2 separate regions of the Homo sapiens genome follow, and region 2 is linked to region 1. Evidence: read pairs that join two places in POLR2A ChIA-PET (ENCODE). Cell type or tissue: GM12878. All regions are shown on one strand. Links, peaks and the distances in the headings refer to the core of each region. The heading gives the core; the rest is flanking DNA.

What was found. Peaks named below come from ENCODE experiments on the same cell type or tissue, not always from the same donor. Only the 100,000 strongest peaks of a DNase experiment are listed, where the experiment ranks them.
Region 2: POLR2A ChIA-PET joins it to region 1 with 6 read pairs; 2 of 35 experiments call an interaction of 5 or more read pairs at or near these places.

What each region holds. Positions count from the first base shown.
Region 1 is chr7:111,228,012-111,236,363 of GRCh38, reverse strand. The region is part of intron 3 of IMMP2L (inner mitochondrial membrane peptidase subunit 2); the gene reads left to right. It overlaps LOC124901725 (a long non-coding RNA gene), which reads left to right. Exons shown (of 2, transcript XR_007060477.1): 1 at 1-8,352. Among named protein-coding and RNA genes, the nearest start is that of LRRN3, 140 kb to the right of the region's middle. In GM12878, for the core only: no CTCF peak of the experiment used is centred there; a DNase peak (open chromatin) is centred at 3,776.
Region 2 is chr7:111,176,529-111,184,880 of GRCh38, reverse strand. All of the region lies in intron 3 of IMMP2L (inner mitochondrial membrane peptidase subunit 2), which reads left to right. LOC124901725 (a long non-coding RNA gene) reads left to right here. Exons shown (of 2, transcript XR_007060477.1): 1 at 1-1,255; 2 at 2,348-8,352. Among named protein-coding and RNA genes, the nearest start is that of LRRN3, 90 kb to the right of the region's middle. In GM12878, for the core only: no CTCF peak of the experiment used is centred there; no DNase peak of the experiment used is centred there.

The DNA of each region.
Region 1 (8,352 bases), core at 1,805-6,804:
AAAGTTTAAAAGCCAACTTCTATAGGATTTGCTGTTCCCAAGTAACTTAACTGTTTTCTCAAACAAAGCTCAAGGATGTTCCTCAGGACACAAGAATATGTAGCACCCCAAAAGGTGAAAATCATGTTTGGAAGCTAGTAAAAATATTACTTTTAATGCAAAGACACAGGAAACCATGACACAAAATGAGGAGAACATCAATCAGTTAAAAAAAAACACAAATGAGAGAAATAGTAGACAAAGCATTAAAATAGTTATTGTCACATTTAATTTGTTCAAAAAAGGAGAGGAAAGATTGAAGACATTAAGCACAGAAATGGAAGATGTGAAAAAGACTTAAATCTATATTCTAGAGATGAATGTTACAGGACCTAAGATGAAAAAAATTTGCTGGATGGATCTGTGACAGTTTAGTCTACAAAGAAAGAAATTAATGAGGTGACATCATAACAATAGAAACTACCCAAAATGAACCACAGAGAGAATAATGGCTAATTTAAAAAAGAGACAATCAGTGAACTGTAGGACAATTTCAAGTGCCTCAGTATTCATGTTATTCAAGTTGCTGAAGAGGAGGAAAGTGGGAGAGTTTTAGACTGAAATATTTGAAAAAATGGTGGGAAAGAAAATTGATAAAAACTATAAACTCAGAAGAAACTAAAAAAACCCCAAGCACAAGAAGATGATACAGAGGCATATTATAATCAAACTAATACCAGTGATAATGAGAAAATCTTAAAAGAAGGCCAAAAAAAAGAGACGTATCAGGTACAGAGTAACAAAGATGGTTAAGAGTCTTTGCTTTGGAAACAGTGCAACACAGAGGCAGTAGAATAACATTTTTAAACTATAGAAAGAGAGAAATTATCAATGTGGAATTTTTTTTTTTTTTTAGACGGAGTTTCGCTCTTGTTACCCAGGCTGGAATGCAATGGCATGATCTCAGCTCACCGCGACCTCCACTTCCCAAGTTCAAGCGATTCTCCTGTCTCAGCCTCCCGAGTAGCGGGGATTACAGGTGCCCACCACCACGCTCGGCTAATTTAGTATTTTTAGTAGAGACTGGGTTTCTCCATGTTGGTCAGGCTGGCCTTGAACTCCTGACCTCAGGTGATCTGCCTGCCTCAGCCTCCCAAAGTGCTGGTATTACAGGCGTGAGCCACTGTCCAAGGCCATCAATGTGGAATTTTATACCTAGTGAAAATATCTTTCAAAAATAAAGATGAAATAAAAACTTGTTTAGATGAAGTAAAGATGAAAAAATTAGTCACTGGCAGACCTGTACTGAAAGATATGCTAAAAAAAGTTCTTCAGACAGAAGAAAAATGTTATCAGTTAGAAACCTGGACTATATAAAGGAATAAAGAACACTGAAAATGGTAATTTTCTCCCCTTACAGACTCTTTTAAAGTTATTTGACTGTTTAAGTAAAAAATAATAAAAATATATTGTGGACTTCGTGACATATATAGAAGTAAAATTATAATAGTAGTAGTGCAAAGGCTGGGAGAGGGGGAAATGTAAGAATACTGATGTAAATTTCTTATACTATATATGATGTGGTATAATATTACCTGAAGACAGTTCATGATAAATTAAAGGTATAAACTGTGAACCAACCACTAAAACAACAGTTAAAAGAATTATAGCTAATAAGTCAAGAAAGCAGATAAAGTGGAATAATATAAAATATGCAGTTAATCCAAGGGAGGCAGAAAAAGAGAGAAAAGAGGCTGAGGGCAGATAAAAGCAGTAGAAAACAAGTAGCAAAAGGGTAGATTCAAATCCAATCATGATTGTATATATCCAGGGAAAAAAGAGATTATCTCATAATGATAGAAGGGTTAGTTCATTAAGAAGGCATAAAACCCAGCATTTATGTACCTAATAACAGCATCAAAATACTTGAAGCAAAATCTGAAAGAACTTCAAGGAGCAAGACACAAATCCAGTTTTTGTTGGAGATTTAAATATTCCTTCTTAGTAATTGATGGACAGAGTAGACAGAAATAGATACAGACATAGAAGACCTGAACAACCCTATGAATCTGGTGTAACTGGCATCTGTATCATACAAAGAATATTATCTGAGTTTAATGAAATTAAATTAGGTATCTATAACAGAAAGACTTGTAGAAAATCTCCACATATTTGTCAATTAAATGACTCTCCTCTAAATAACCCATAGGTTAAGAAAGAAATAAAAGAAGAATTAAGGAAATACTGAACTGAACTGAATGAAAATGAAAACACATCAAGATTTGTGGGATGTAGCTAAAACAATACTTAAAGGGAAATTTATAGCACCATTTGTATTATAATGACCATCCAACTACATTACTTAAAGTTACTTGTTAATGGGTTGTCTTTTTGTATATTCCAAACAATTTCTGCTTGTGGGGAGAAATTTTAGCTACAGAATAAACATGATATTTACTTTGCGAGATGGTGCTACAAAACAATTGATGTGTAAAAATTATATTCTATAATTTTAATTTTTAAATTTTTACATTTGGACTTTCATTAGACATTGTTTGGTAAAGGTATATAATCATTAGACTATTGTTGGTAAGTTTTTAAGTTATTTCATGTAAGTTGAATGTTGATTTCATAAGAATTATCTTCTGTTGCTGAGTTCACATTGTAAGTGCTGGCACTAAATACCAATAAGCCAATAAAAGGCCAATCTGATACTATTCAAACAAATATATACTTACAAATCTGTACTTCTCAAATTTAAAATTCGTATTTTGGCAATTAATAACATTTACTCCCTGAATAAAATAATTATTGGTGACTTTTTTTCTTAGTCAAGTTTTTGAATAACCTTTCTGTGTTACGATTATCTTTTTCATTCATTTAATACCAGAAATCATCTCAGTGAAATTATTATATAGTCAGTTTGTCAATTACCACTGATTTTATATGACTATTTCCTCAAATTCTGATTTCCTTTTAAATGTTAGAGAGTATTTTGAACCTTACATTATTACAAAAAGCAATTTGAGGTCTTTATTTCAGGGAGTGAAATGTGACATTTTAAAAATGAGATCACATTTATTTATATACAAAAAGTATTTAACCATCAATTATATAAGGCCATTTTTACTAATAAACTATTATTTTAGAGATTGTATTTATTAATCATGCTGTAAAGGGATTACTCATTTTAAAAAGTGGCTAACTTATGTGCATGCATTGAATGTAATCTACGTTCATTGGATAAAGTGTACATTCATCTAGCAGACATTTATTGAGCATCTAAGATGAGTTAGGTTCAGTGTTTTCACTGGGAATATGGAGGAATTCTGACCTGAAGCAGTTTATAGTCTAGTAGGGGTAGGTGGTAGCCTGGCAAAGCAGAAATTGCAATACAGTGAGATCGAAGCAAGATGCATTGGGAGTACATCGTACCAGTATTAATGCTGCCTGAGGAGGAAGGTAACTCCTTTCCAGAGGAGCTGACTCTGAGAAGGGGATTGCAGACACAGAGAATGGGTAAATGTTCAGAATTGTTGGCTTACAGTGTGTATGAATTAGAATGGTAGGTGGGGAGGTAAAGGTAGCAGAGATAAGCTATAGGGTTAATATTTATCTTGTAAACAAGGAGAAACTGTAGAGTGAATGATCTAATCACATTTTCATTTTAATACTGTCATTCTGAAAACATCCTATGCGATGGAATGGAGAAGGAAGTGATGACTCAGAGTGTGAAGAGTGAAGAGTTCTTAGTATTTGTTATTGGTTAATTCTCTTTTGATTTCAGGGGTCAAAAATCTAATGTAACTTGGGCTAACAAAAAAGAAGTTAACAAAAGAATTTATTGGTTCAGAAAATTGAAAATTTCCATGTCAGATCTAGCTAACCTCAGGACTGGCCTTTGCAGTCCATCTGTGGTATCTGTGTTGTGTTACAGAGTTGGGTTCATTGCAGGTTATGACTCCTGAGTTCACACATACCTAAATGTTTTTCTTAAAAAAAAAAAAAAAACCCTCCAAAATGAATCAATATAGTGAACTAATTATTAATGTCTGTGTGATTTGTGGGCTATTTTTATTGGTGTTTGTGAATTCTTTATTCTCCTAATTGAATATTCTTCATTCTATACATGAGTCTAAGCTGCTTCTGGGAGAATATTATAAATTTTTTGGGAAAAATTCTATATCCTGACTTTTCTTTAAAGTTCATAAAAACAATAATTGTGTTGAAGAATCATATGTAAATTCATGTGACTTTTCTACACTTAAAATTGTGGAGAAAATACAGAAATACTAAATATTTATTAATCTAGTACACATTTATTAAACATTTCTTTTAAATTATGAGTGATACTAAGTCTCTATGTATGAAAGTAATTTTGTTTAATAGGGCTTTTATACTTGAGAACTCCTTTCCTGTTTTCCAGTTTGAATTGTCTTAAGATTCAGATTGACTTCCTAGATAGTGCACTGAAATTTGGCGGTGATTTTTATAGAAAAAAATTATTATACTTGACAGTTGTATCATATGATATTCCCTGAGAAAATCTCAGAAGAGTGTTTCAGTTATATTCGAATTGCCTACACTTATAGAGTTTTTTATGAAGATTATAATACATATTTATTCATAGTTCTCTGACTTTATGTTACTTCAGTACTCAGTCATCATTTATTCATTCACTTTCAGTCAAAAAATATTTACTAAGCCCCTAACATATGTGTTGCTCTTGGTAGATAAAATAGTCATGAATATTTTATCTCATGGGATTTACATTGTGAAAGACAGAGTAAACAAATAAACACACTAAGTTGACAACTGGTATGAGAGGGGAAAAAAAACCAGGCAGCAACCTACTTTAGAATGAGCAAGCAGGGAGGACCTCATTGGAGAAGTAACATTAAGCTGAGATCCGGTGCGTGATTAGGAATTATTTTTTCTTGTTAAGATTTGGGAGAAAGTCTAGGTAAATACCTTTAGTGGGGATAGAGCTTGCCTTTTTGGGAAAATCAAAGAAGACCTGTGGCTGTTAAGAGTGAAGGCTACAGTTGTGCAAGATGGGGTTTTGATATTATGATTTTCATTTCATAAAAAGTATTAAGTTTGTTAAGCACTAATGCATTAATTGTAGTAGCAGCAAATAGATGATGGTGTAAAATATCATAATAATTTACCTCCTGCATTTGAGAAATGGAGACAGATCCATGTTTCACTTTCTTGTCAGTTGTTAAGTACTTGCAAAGGCAGATAGATTAAGTAATCTGATTGCTGATAGGACATCTGAAAATTTATTGGTTTCAGTATTATAAAAGCTTTCTTTTTGTTTATATGTACACACACACACACACACACACACACACACAGCCACTACTTATTTACCTACATCATAGGGCTTCTGTACATTTTGTTGCCTTTGTCAGATGTCACTCCCTTCCCATTAATTTGCACCCATTCATTAGTTATCAATTCCAGCATTTCTTCTTCAAAGAAGTTTTTCATCATCCACCTTCCTCAGTAACCCTAAGCCTAAGACATGTACCTTTGTTACAAATATTCCCATATCTGTGCTTCCTTTCTTTAGATCATATCTCAGTTTGTAATTGCACACTCATTAGTGTTTGATTACTGTTTCTTGCTCTCATACACTCTCAGTAAACTGAAAGCTCCATGAGAGCAGCTTTCAGTTTAAAATCTGCATAGCTTGGCACTGAGCCTGCCACCTGTATGGTAGTCAATAAATATTTGGTGGAAAAATATTTGGTGGAATGAATAAATAAATGTATACCACCACCTAAGCCTAAAGTTTTCTATCAGACAAAGCTGACATTTTCCCATGTTTATTTTCTTTCAGGATAAACTATGGGATTTGATTATTTAAAGTTTTTTTGAAATTACACATAAAACACTTTTATGAACATAGTAACTGTCTTAAAATTAGGAGTAAACTAAGTATTTCATCTTGTTGCACTTCTTTCTGCATTTCTTCCCTTTTGAATCTCTTTATTCCTCAAATTCCTGTGTGATCTAAAGTATGGAAGACCTTGCTAGTGTTTGAATTGGTATCAGACCTCAGTAAATACTTGTGAAGTGAAGAAATGAATTATTTACAAGACAAGAAGCTGTTCTTCACATTAATTAAATTGGCTGTAAGAATGACCCAGCAATGAAGAATGCTGAGCACTAACTTCCCCATTTTCATGATTAAAACAAATGCCCTAGGCACGCATTTCTTTTTCTATGCCATCATAACAAATAAAGACCCTGTCACCCCAGCAACTCATTATTGTTTGTTTTCTATTTGGTGAAATCCGAAGAGATCTTCTGTGGTTATAGTTGGGAATTTATCAAAGCTTGCAAATCCCTGTTGTTCCATAAAGCTGAAAATAAACCATATGCTAGCCCATACCACACTGTCCAGGGTCTTTTTTGGAATTACATTTAAGAGCTGAGAAAATGTAACACAGAGATTTTTACCAAAGCTTACATAATCTTCCGTTCTTTACACTTGGGCTTTTTTCTGAGCATTTCTCCAATGTAACATTCCCACATATTTGGGCAGAGTTTAGAATCATTTTCCAACTAAGTGAAAAAATGATTCTAATTGAACTTTATCAAACATTTGCCTCTGAAATGGAAAAGTGTGGTGTGTACTAATGATATGAATTATTTTAATATATACGATAATTCCTTTTCTCTTTTAGTCAAATGTCCTGGAAATTCTTCACTAAATCTAATTTTATCCATTGTTGAGGTTTCTCCCAATGGTAAGTTAAGCACTTAAACCACACAATCACTTAAACCACACAATCAACCCTAGAAAGATGGAAGGAGACGGTGGGAATGTGAGTAGGGTGAGTTGGTGTGGCAACCTTTGGAACCACTTTAGCACATTCCACAGTACTTTTCCTATCAGAAACCAGGGATAATTTCAACCCTAAGGAAAAGCAATTACCTTGATCACCTGATTGTGATTTGCATACCTGAAACTGATAAAATCATTTCACATACTTTTATCATGTATCATGATACAGATTGTATCAATGGATACATACGTATCACTTACTATCCTAAGTTTCTGTTTCATGGTCAGGATACATTAAATACTCTCGGTATTTCCTTTCAAAGGGAAATTGAGGGTTATTAAATCAGTAGTTTTAAAAAAGTATTATAAAAATATTAAGAATTAATTTGTGTTTCTATTTGATTATATCTGTCATCAGTGTGGAAAGAAGTTACTTTGTAATAAAGGCAACCGCGTAGAACTGGATGTTTTGTAAACTGTTAGTGTGTTGGTAAATTGTTGGTATGTAAAATCCGGGTTGAGTATGACATTAATAGTAAGTGGTTAAAAAAACTAGCAATTCTGAGGTTTCGGGCTGATACACACACACACACACACACACACACACACACACACACACGCATTGCTAGTGTTTATTGAATTACCTCTTTGCACCATGTTTAACTGTTACTTCTTGGTCATTTTTGAAAGGTATAAATTATTTTACCTTTGTTTTTACATATATCCATTAATTTTTTTTTATAACATTGTAAAATACCTTTCACCTAAGATGGTGGGGACCCTTTGTTAACTCCAAGAAGATGGATAGCCATAGGATATGCTATATTTAAATGTAGTTCTTCTGCAAATAACTATAGAATATTTATGCATTTTTGACAAAGTTTCAGAGGCATAAATGCTGCCATTGCCCAATAGAGGAAATTTCATACAAAACTCACCAAACTTTATGTATGGTCAGTTTCTCGGAATGGATACTTCTGCAGACTAGTTCCCCAGTCTTCTTGCACTTCTAACACACACTTGAGAGATGGGACCTGTGGGTCTGTACTGGTCTTGGCCATCTGGTCTCAAGGACCATCAGGAAGCTGTCTTGGTTCTTGTGCTTAGAACTCAGTGTTTCCTGGCTTTTGGGAGGTATTTCCAGATTTGACACCTTTGATTTTTTTTAATAAAAGTTTTTCTTTTTGAGTCTCATTTTTTTTTAATGAGAACCTATTCATCTCCTAATACAAATTGATAGAAATAGACTTGACTTTATCAAGTTAAGTACTTGAGCCAGACACATGTTGTATTCCAGCCTGTGTTCCAAGTGCTCCTGTCCCCACCTTGACAGCCTTTCAGGTTTGTGGCTTTTATTTATATGCTATTGTCTTGTGGTTAGTACCTTTTCTTGAATATAGAGGAGTAGAATTATTTTGTGTTTCAGAAATGTTTGTTTTAAACATGAACATAAACGTATTTCAACAGCAGATAATCTCTTAATGAGGGAATTCTTGGTTGGCCCATCTGAAGTCAATCCTGACATTATTTCTGATAGATTTCTGTGGCCTATGGCTAGGTTTCAATGGAATCGG
Region 2 (8,352 bases), core at 1,322-6,321, 51 kb after region 1:
GTTGTGCAGTAATTTGAGGGTGGGTTGGGTGACGTAGTGGTTTCTATGCATTGAATACTCCTAAATTCAGATTTTATGCCTTCTGAACACACAAATGCACACACACACACACTTTTTAAACATCTATGGGTAGTTCTGAATGGTGGCATTACCTCTGAGTGGCAGTGTCTGGGGTCTGCTGTAGGTAACAACAGAAGTCAGGTTTCTGTTGCACTTGTGACATTTATAGCAAACTTCCTTTCCACAGTGTTTTTTGACCAACTTTGAGGTGGGGTGGGAAGAACTGCTTTTGTAGTACTGGTTGCTACAACTGCTTCTAATGATCTCTAAGTAGTAGTGAGACCAGAAGCTCTAGAGAAGAAAAAGGCAAGGGAAGTTCCTTTCAATGCTTGAGAGAGAAAATGGATTGCATCCTTGTTTAATAGAATATGGAGAAATTGAATATAATTGTCACTGACTTCAAATTATCAATATATATGTACTTTGGAATACTACACACAATTCATTCTGTACAACATAATTTTTGTAAATGATGATACCTTTCAGGGTGTCATTTTAGATGGAAATTGGCACCTTAAATATTTTAAGGTGAAGATTAAAGAATATAGAATAACATTTGCTTATTGACTCATTTCCATTATTTTCCCCCCTATTTCTCTTTGATTCTTATGATATAATTATAATTTTTCTCTAGAGCACCCTGGAGTATTCTTTGATTCTTCATAGCTGCTCATATATCTCTAATAAAGTAGTAAACCATAGTATGAAAAAATTATATTTCATTGAATATAAAATATAATAACTACTACTTATGGATACTTTCTATTTCCATAAATGAGCTGGATAACTTATATTGTCCCTATTATTGTGACGACAGTGCAAACTAGGTGTTATTATTTCCATTTTATAAATGCAGAAAATGAGACCAAGAGAAATTAAATAACTTCCCAAGTTCTTACAAATGTACCTAACAACTGGCACAACTGGGTTTTAAAAAGCCGTTATCAGTTAAATTCCAGAGTGTATGTTCTTTCTTTTATGCCTGAAATATTTGTCTTTTGTTTTATGTCAGATATTTCACAGGGATTCATAGTTTCTTGATTGAGGCATTTTGCCCCTTTGAGTTAAAGGGTCTCGATGAACTACAAATATGCCTTGTGGAAGACTTAACAACAACAACAACAAAATGAGAGAAGTCACACTGCTAATGAGAAACAATGTGTGATCTAGGAAAATGCCAACCCAACTTCTGACTGTAAGTCTGAGAGTGTAGCTTCTCCTTGTCCCAGTTAAGCTCTGGATACATATGCAGTCATTTCCCTTTATAACTCTCTGTGGACAGAGCTTGCAGTGTAAGATCTGAAATGATACAAGTGGCTCCCAGTAAAATGAAGCCAAGAAAGCTATGGCCTAAAATATAAACTCTTTTAAAAAGCTTGTTTCCTTACTGAGCTTGCCAATTTCCATAATTAGTCAGAGGCAATTAAGTACCTTAATTAGTTTGATCTTTATGGAATTTCCAGCATATTTTTGTTTTGTAATCAGAACTACAGTTGAATATATGACTAATATCCCTTATAAAGGCTTACATTAGCATACATCAAAATGGTTTACTTCCGTTTCAGCATAGAGATATTTTATCGACATAATTTTAACATGCATTTCATAAAAACACAATGTTTATGCATTATTACTTACTTATTTGAAATATCACATCTTCAGTTTGCAGGCATCATGGGGTTAAGCAGAACATAATGGCCTTTCTTCATTTTTTGGTTTAGACACAATCACAAAATAAACATTTAAGATACATTTGTAAATAGTTAATATGTCTTAACCACTTTATATAAATAATACTTAAACTTTAAAAATGATCATGAATATAAAAGCTTATGCAATCTAGCAAGGCACCAATTTAAGAGAAAACTGCCAGTCTATGTCTGTAAGATTTAGCATTCCAATGATAGTACAAATTAAGGGTTGATTTGATTAGTGAATCGCTGTCTTCCAAATTTCAATTTACATAAGCACTTGAGAGAACCCAAACTATTTAGAAACTAGCCTGAGTTCTCTTGTTTTCTTTTGCGTGTCTCTGCTTACATTGTGCCATATATCTGTAGGATCAGATTTTTTTCTTATTTGCAACTAAATTCATTCTTGAAATCATGACTCCCTTAGATTTCACATCACATTCTTACCTCCACCTCAGAGGTATTTTCTCTGAGAAACGTGATTGACTTTCTTTATTTTTTTAATACCACTTGAAAAAAATTTCGGTGGGTACTTTGTACTCTCTTTTCTAATTCTCATTTTTCAATCTTATTGTCTTCCTTTTTGTCATTTTCAGTTGATAAATAAACTGAGAAACTCTATCTTGACCCCAAGCTGAGTGCTTTCTTGAGATTTCCAAGGTCTGAGGATTCTTTTGAGTGGAATGCATCATGGAGTTTTCGGGGACTGGGCTCTGAGGCAACCTGGCTCCTCTACAACCAAATTCTTTTGAGACCTTGGGACAGCTTCTGCTCTTCTTAGTTTTCATAGGACCAAAGAAGTGGTAAATACCTGAAGGTAATAGAAACTAGAAAACAAGCTATGGATTTAGTTTCATTAGCATTATTATTAGCCGGGTAAGTGGGAATCCTGTTCCAGAGTTCCACTGAGCATACTGAGCCATTGAGTCCTGATGATGTTAAAGTGATGGACAGTTAGATAGATTTGATTATACTAAGAATGGCACTAGGAAGAAAAAGAGTAAGAGTCTTCATTTTATGTATCAATTCCATGGACTTATTCCCTCTTCTGACACTTAGGAAAGATCATTTTAAAACCTCTTTTTATGTTTTTTATTTCTTTTTATGCTTAATTCTTTTTATTAAAGTAAGAAATGGCTGCATATATTGAAATGTTTATTCTTAAAACTTTTGAAGCCCAATAATTTTATTCAACACTTGTTCTATATGTAAGCAAGGTTTGAGCATATCTAAACTGACAGATGAGCTAGCTACAAAATTTATAGCTATTTATTTTAGCCGTAAGAAGTAAGCAGAAATGTGGAAACAATGGTAAGAAACCCTTAGTATACTTTATTATTGTGTTAGCTTTTATCATGCCGTTGAAAATAGTTACGGTCAACTTTTTGTTATTGTTTGTGGCATAAAACTAGATTAAATGATGCTGGTCATTTGTTTAGGTTTATATAAAACCTGCACATTTATCTTAGTATCTGCTTCCAAAATTGGAAAGTTCAAGTTTTTGTATTTTAGGGCAAGAGAACCTTCATTTATTCCTCTTATTGGTCATTTGAGTTTATATTCATTGCTGTGCTTCCAACTAGTAGCTATATATGTGGGGCCAGAGCTTCTCCATCAAGCTGGGTGCTCAAATACAGGATTTACCCATTTGTTAAATTATGATTCATCTGACATTATTTAGAACATGGTAATAATGAACAAGACAGGGAAGATCCCTATTCATGGACATTACTTACATTCTATTAAACAAACAAATAAGAAAATAGCAGAATAGTGATAAGTAAAATGCAGATATAGGATTATTCATTAGAAGCGTGTTTCATGTTATGTGTTTGGGGAAATATTATCCATTCTTATTTTAGAAAGTCACATGAAGATATTGCTATATTTATTCTCCAGCCAACCACACAGCAGAGGAAATTAGGCTCAGTGATGTTAAATCTTTCATATTAAGTGGCTCCTAAACATATGTGCAAGTTGCCTAGTGGCAACAAAAACAATATAGTAATAAGAACATCAGGTAATGTAGACTCCTAATTATATTTAAATAGGCCTATGTATTGTGATAATAATGTAATAATGGTAAAATAACATAGTAATAATGGTATAGTAAAAGTATAGAAATATGGTATAATATTCGGTGGTTATAAAAATTAATATCATTTTCCTTGTTCCAATAGAATCAAGTAAACACTGTAATGTATGTTATTTTAATATTGCTAGATTTACTTTAAGGAATCATATTTTTGTATCCAGGAAACAGCATAGAAACCTAATATACAGTCTGTCAAATTTTTTCTCAATTTATAAAATGAAACACATATTCCATAAACAGCCAAAATGAATTTTAAAAATAGGCTTTGTCAATATATACGTGTGAATGCATGAAAAGTAATTAGAAAGTACAGTCATTTCAGCACAATTTTATTGTAGGCTTATGTCATTTTATTGTGCTTCACTGTATTATGCATTAGGTTTGTAGCAACCCTGCATTGAGTAAGTCTGTCATCACCAGTTTTCCAACAGCATGTGCCCACTTCATGTTTTTGTGTCACATTTTGGTAATTCTTGCAGTGTTTCAAACTTTCCTTTTTGTTACATATGTTGTAGTGATCTGTGATTAGTAATCTTTGCTGTTACTGTTGTAACTGTTTCAGGGCACCACAAACCTCACCCATGTAAGATGGCAAGTTGAATTGACAAATGTGTGGTTCTGACTACTCCACTGACTGGCAGGTTCCGGATCTCTTTTCCTCTCCTCAGGCCTCCTTATTTGCTGAGACACAACAATATTGAAATTAGGCCAACTAATGACCCTACAATGGCCTCTAAGTGTCCAAGAGAAAGAACGAGTTATGAGTCTCTCACTTTAAGTGAAAATCTAGAAATGATTAATTTTAGTGAGGAAAGCATGTAAAAAATTGAGATAGTTCATAAGCTAGGCCTCTTGTACCAGTTAGTGAAGTTGTAAATTCAAAGGATAAGTTCTTGAAGGAAATTAAAAGTGCTACTCTGGTGAACACACAAATGCTAACAAACTAAAGCAGTCTTATTGCTGATATGGAGAAAGTTTGGGAGTTCTGGATAGATCAAACCAGCCCCAACATTCTCTTAAGCCAAATCCTAATCCACAGCAAAGCCCTAACTCTCTTCAATTCTGTGAAGCCCGAAAGAGGTGAGGAAGTTTCAGAAGAAAAGTTGGAAGCTAGCAAAAGTTAGTTCATTCCTGACAGCTTCAGGAAATAAGCTGTTTTCGTAACATAAAAGTGTAAGGTAAAGCAGCAAGTATTGACATAGAAGTTACAGCAATTTATCCAGAAGATTTAGCTAAAATAATTGATGAAGGTGGCTTCACTAAACAACTGATTTTCAAGATAGATGAAACAGCCTTGTTTTGGAAGAAGATGCCGTGTAGGACTTTGATAGCTAGAGAGAAGTCAATGCTGGCTTCAAAGCATCAAAGGACAGGCTCACTCTCTTGTTAGGAGCGAATGTAGCTGATGACTTTAAGTTGAAGCCAATGCTCGTTGCCCATTCCAAAAATCCTAGGGCCCTTAAGAATGATGCTAAATCTGTTCTACTTGTTCTCTGTAAAGGGAACAACAGAGTCTGGATGACAGCACTTCTCTTCATAGCAGAAGTGTCCAATCTTTTGGTTTCCCTAGGCCACACTGGATAAAGAAGAATGGTCTTGGGCCACACATAACAAACACGAACACTACCAACAGCTGATAGGCTAAAAAAAAAATTGCAAAAAAATCTCATAATGTTTTAAGAAAGTTTATGAATTTGTGTTGGCCATATTCAAAGCTGTCCTGGGCTGCATGCAGCCTGTGGGCTGCAGGTTGAACAAGCTTGGTTTATAGCATGGTTTACTAAATATTTTAAACCCATTGTTGAGACCTACTTCTCAGATAAAATTTTTTTTTTCAAAATATTACTGCTCATTGAAAATGCACATGGTCATCTAAGAGCTCTGAAGGAGATGTATAAAGAGATTAATGTTATTTTCATGCCTGCTAACACAACATTTATTTTGCAGACCATGAATCAAAGAGGAATTTTGACTTTCAAGTCTTATTATTTAAGAAGTACATTTTGTAAGGCTCTAGCTATCATAAATAATGATTCTGCCGATGGCTCTGGGAAAAGTAAATTGAAAACCTGGAAGGGAGTCACCATTCTAGATGCCATTAAGAACATTTGTGATGCATGAGAACAGATCAAAATATCAACATGAACAGGAATTTGGAAGAACTTGATTCCAATGCTCATGGATGACTTTGAGGGGTTCAAGACATAAGTGGAGAGAGTAACTACAGGTGTGGTAGAAATAGCAAGAGAACTAGAATTAGAAGTGAAACTTGAAGATGGAACTGAATTGCTACAATCTCATGATAAAACTTAACAGACGAGGAGTTGCTTTTTATGGATAAGCAAAGAAAGTGGTTTCTTGAGATAGAATCTTCTAGTGAAGTTGCTGTGAACACTGCTGAAGTGACAACAAAGGACTTAGAATATTTAATAAACTTTGCTGATAAAGCAGTGACAGGGTTTGAGAGGATTGACTTCAATTTCAAAAGTTCTACTGTGGGTAAAATGCTATCAAACAGCATCATGTGCTGCAAAAAAATCTTTCATGAAAGGAAGAGTTAATTAATAGGGCAGACTTTATGGTTTTCTTAAGAAAATTGTTACAGCTACCCCAACCTTCAGCATCCATCACCGTGATTAGTCAGCAGCCATCAACATAGAGGCAAGACCCCCTAGTAGCTAAAGGATTACAACTGGCCGAACGCTCAGATGATTGTTAGCATTTTTTTAGCAACAGAGTATTTTTAAATTAAGCTATATACTTTGTTAGACATAATGCTATTACACATTTAATAAAGTACAGTATAGTGTAAACATAACTTTTATAAGGACTGGGAAAACAAAAAATTTATATGACTTGCTTTATTGCTGTATTAATTTTATTGTGGTGATCTATAACAAAATCTGTAATATCTCCAAGGTACGCCTGTATTTGGTTCTGTGATTCAGTAGAAAAATGCTTGCTGGTTCTTAAAAGTATGTATATGTCCCCTAGCTAGTAAGAAATAGTAATGTGAAAAGTAATTAGCATATTTGAGCACATGGTATTTGATATTTTCTTTTTTCAAATATCAAGTTAATCTCATTTTTATAATAAAACAAAAAATGAATACCCAGGAAAAGGCACACAGGGAATGTGGAAGCCAGGATTTAACTTCCTGCCCTCTGACAACAAGTACCTTGTAAGCTGTTCCCACTCTTTGTGACATAAAGCTGCCAACCCCATCTTCCTGTCATATCTGATGTTTCTATATGTGAATAAAAGAAATGTCACATGTACCCAACTCTAAGGGAACATTTTAGGGCAAAGGCTTGTCTTGGTAAATTAAACTTGTGTGTTATCTTCTAGGGCCTTAATAACAATGGTTCTAGTTGCTTCATGGACTAAAAGATCTATACATGTAGGTAAATATCAAAGCTGACTATTCTTTGATTTTATATTCTATTATTCCAGTTGATACAGTTTTTAAATTTGGAGATGTTTAAAGGACAAAGTTTAATCATTATAAGAGAGAAGGTCAAAGGAAAGGGAATCGATTTTTCAAAAGTGGGGAAGCCCGGGCACAATGGCTAATGCCTGTAATCATAACACTTTTGGAGCCTGAGGCAGAAGGATTGTTTGAGGCCAGCAGTTCCAGACAATCCTGAGCAACATAGCAAGACCCCATCTCTACAGAAAAAATTTAAAAAATTAGCTGGCATGTAGTATGCATCTCTGGTCTCAGCTACCCAGGAGGATGAGGTAGGAGGATCACTTGAGCCTGGGAGGTCAAGCCTGCAGTGAACTGCGATAGCACCACTGCACTCTAGCCTCGATGACAGAGCAAGACCCAGTCTTCAAAAATAAAAACAAAAATGAAAAAATAAAAGCAGGGCATTGTGAAACTCACTAATCTACTCAAGTGTTTGTTGTGCTGATTTTAAACTTTTTTTGACCATTTTGTTAAGAATATTTTTGTGCAGTACTTTTTCAAGATTTCACATTTTCCCTATCTTTTTTTTCATCAACATTTACTGGTAAACTTGAGGACTGGTATTCATCCAATGAAGTGTATATTCAGGAAGAAAAGAATTATGCAGAAAGAAAGGTATTAAGGGACACAGATTTTCCTTTCTTTCTTATACTACATGTAGAAAATAAACTAGATTAAGTAAATGGCATTTCATACCTGGAAGATCATTGAGAAGCTATAGGTAATAAGAGAGTCCACACTGTGCACCATTTATTTTTTGTTTATGGTTCGAATGGGTTTAAATGATTTTTACTCTTTTAGTTATTTTGAAATGTACAATTAATTATTGTTGATGGTAGTTACCCTTTTGTGCTATCAAATACTAGATTTTATTCATTCTATTAAACTATATTTTTGTATCCATTAACCATCCTCACACTCACAGCTTCCATTACCCTTCCCAGTCTCTGATAACCATCATTCTTCTCTCTATCTCCATGAGTTCATTTGTTTTAATTTTTTTAGCTTCCACAAATAAGTGAAAACATGAGATT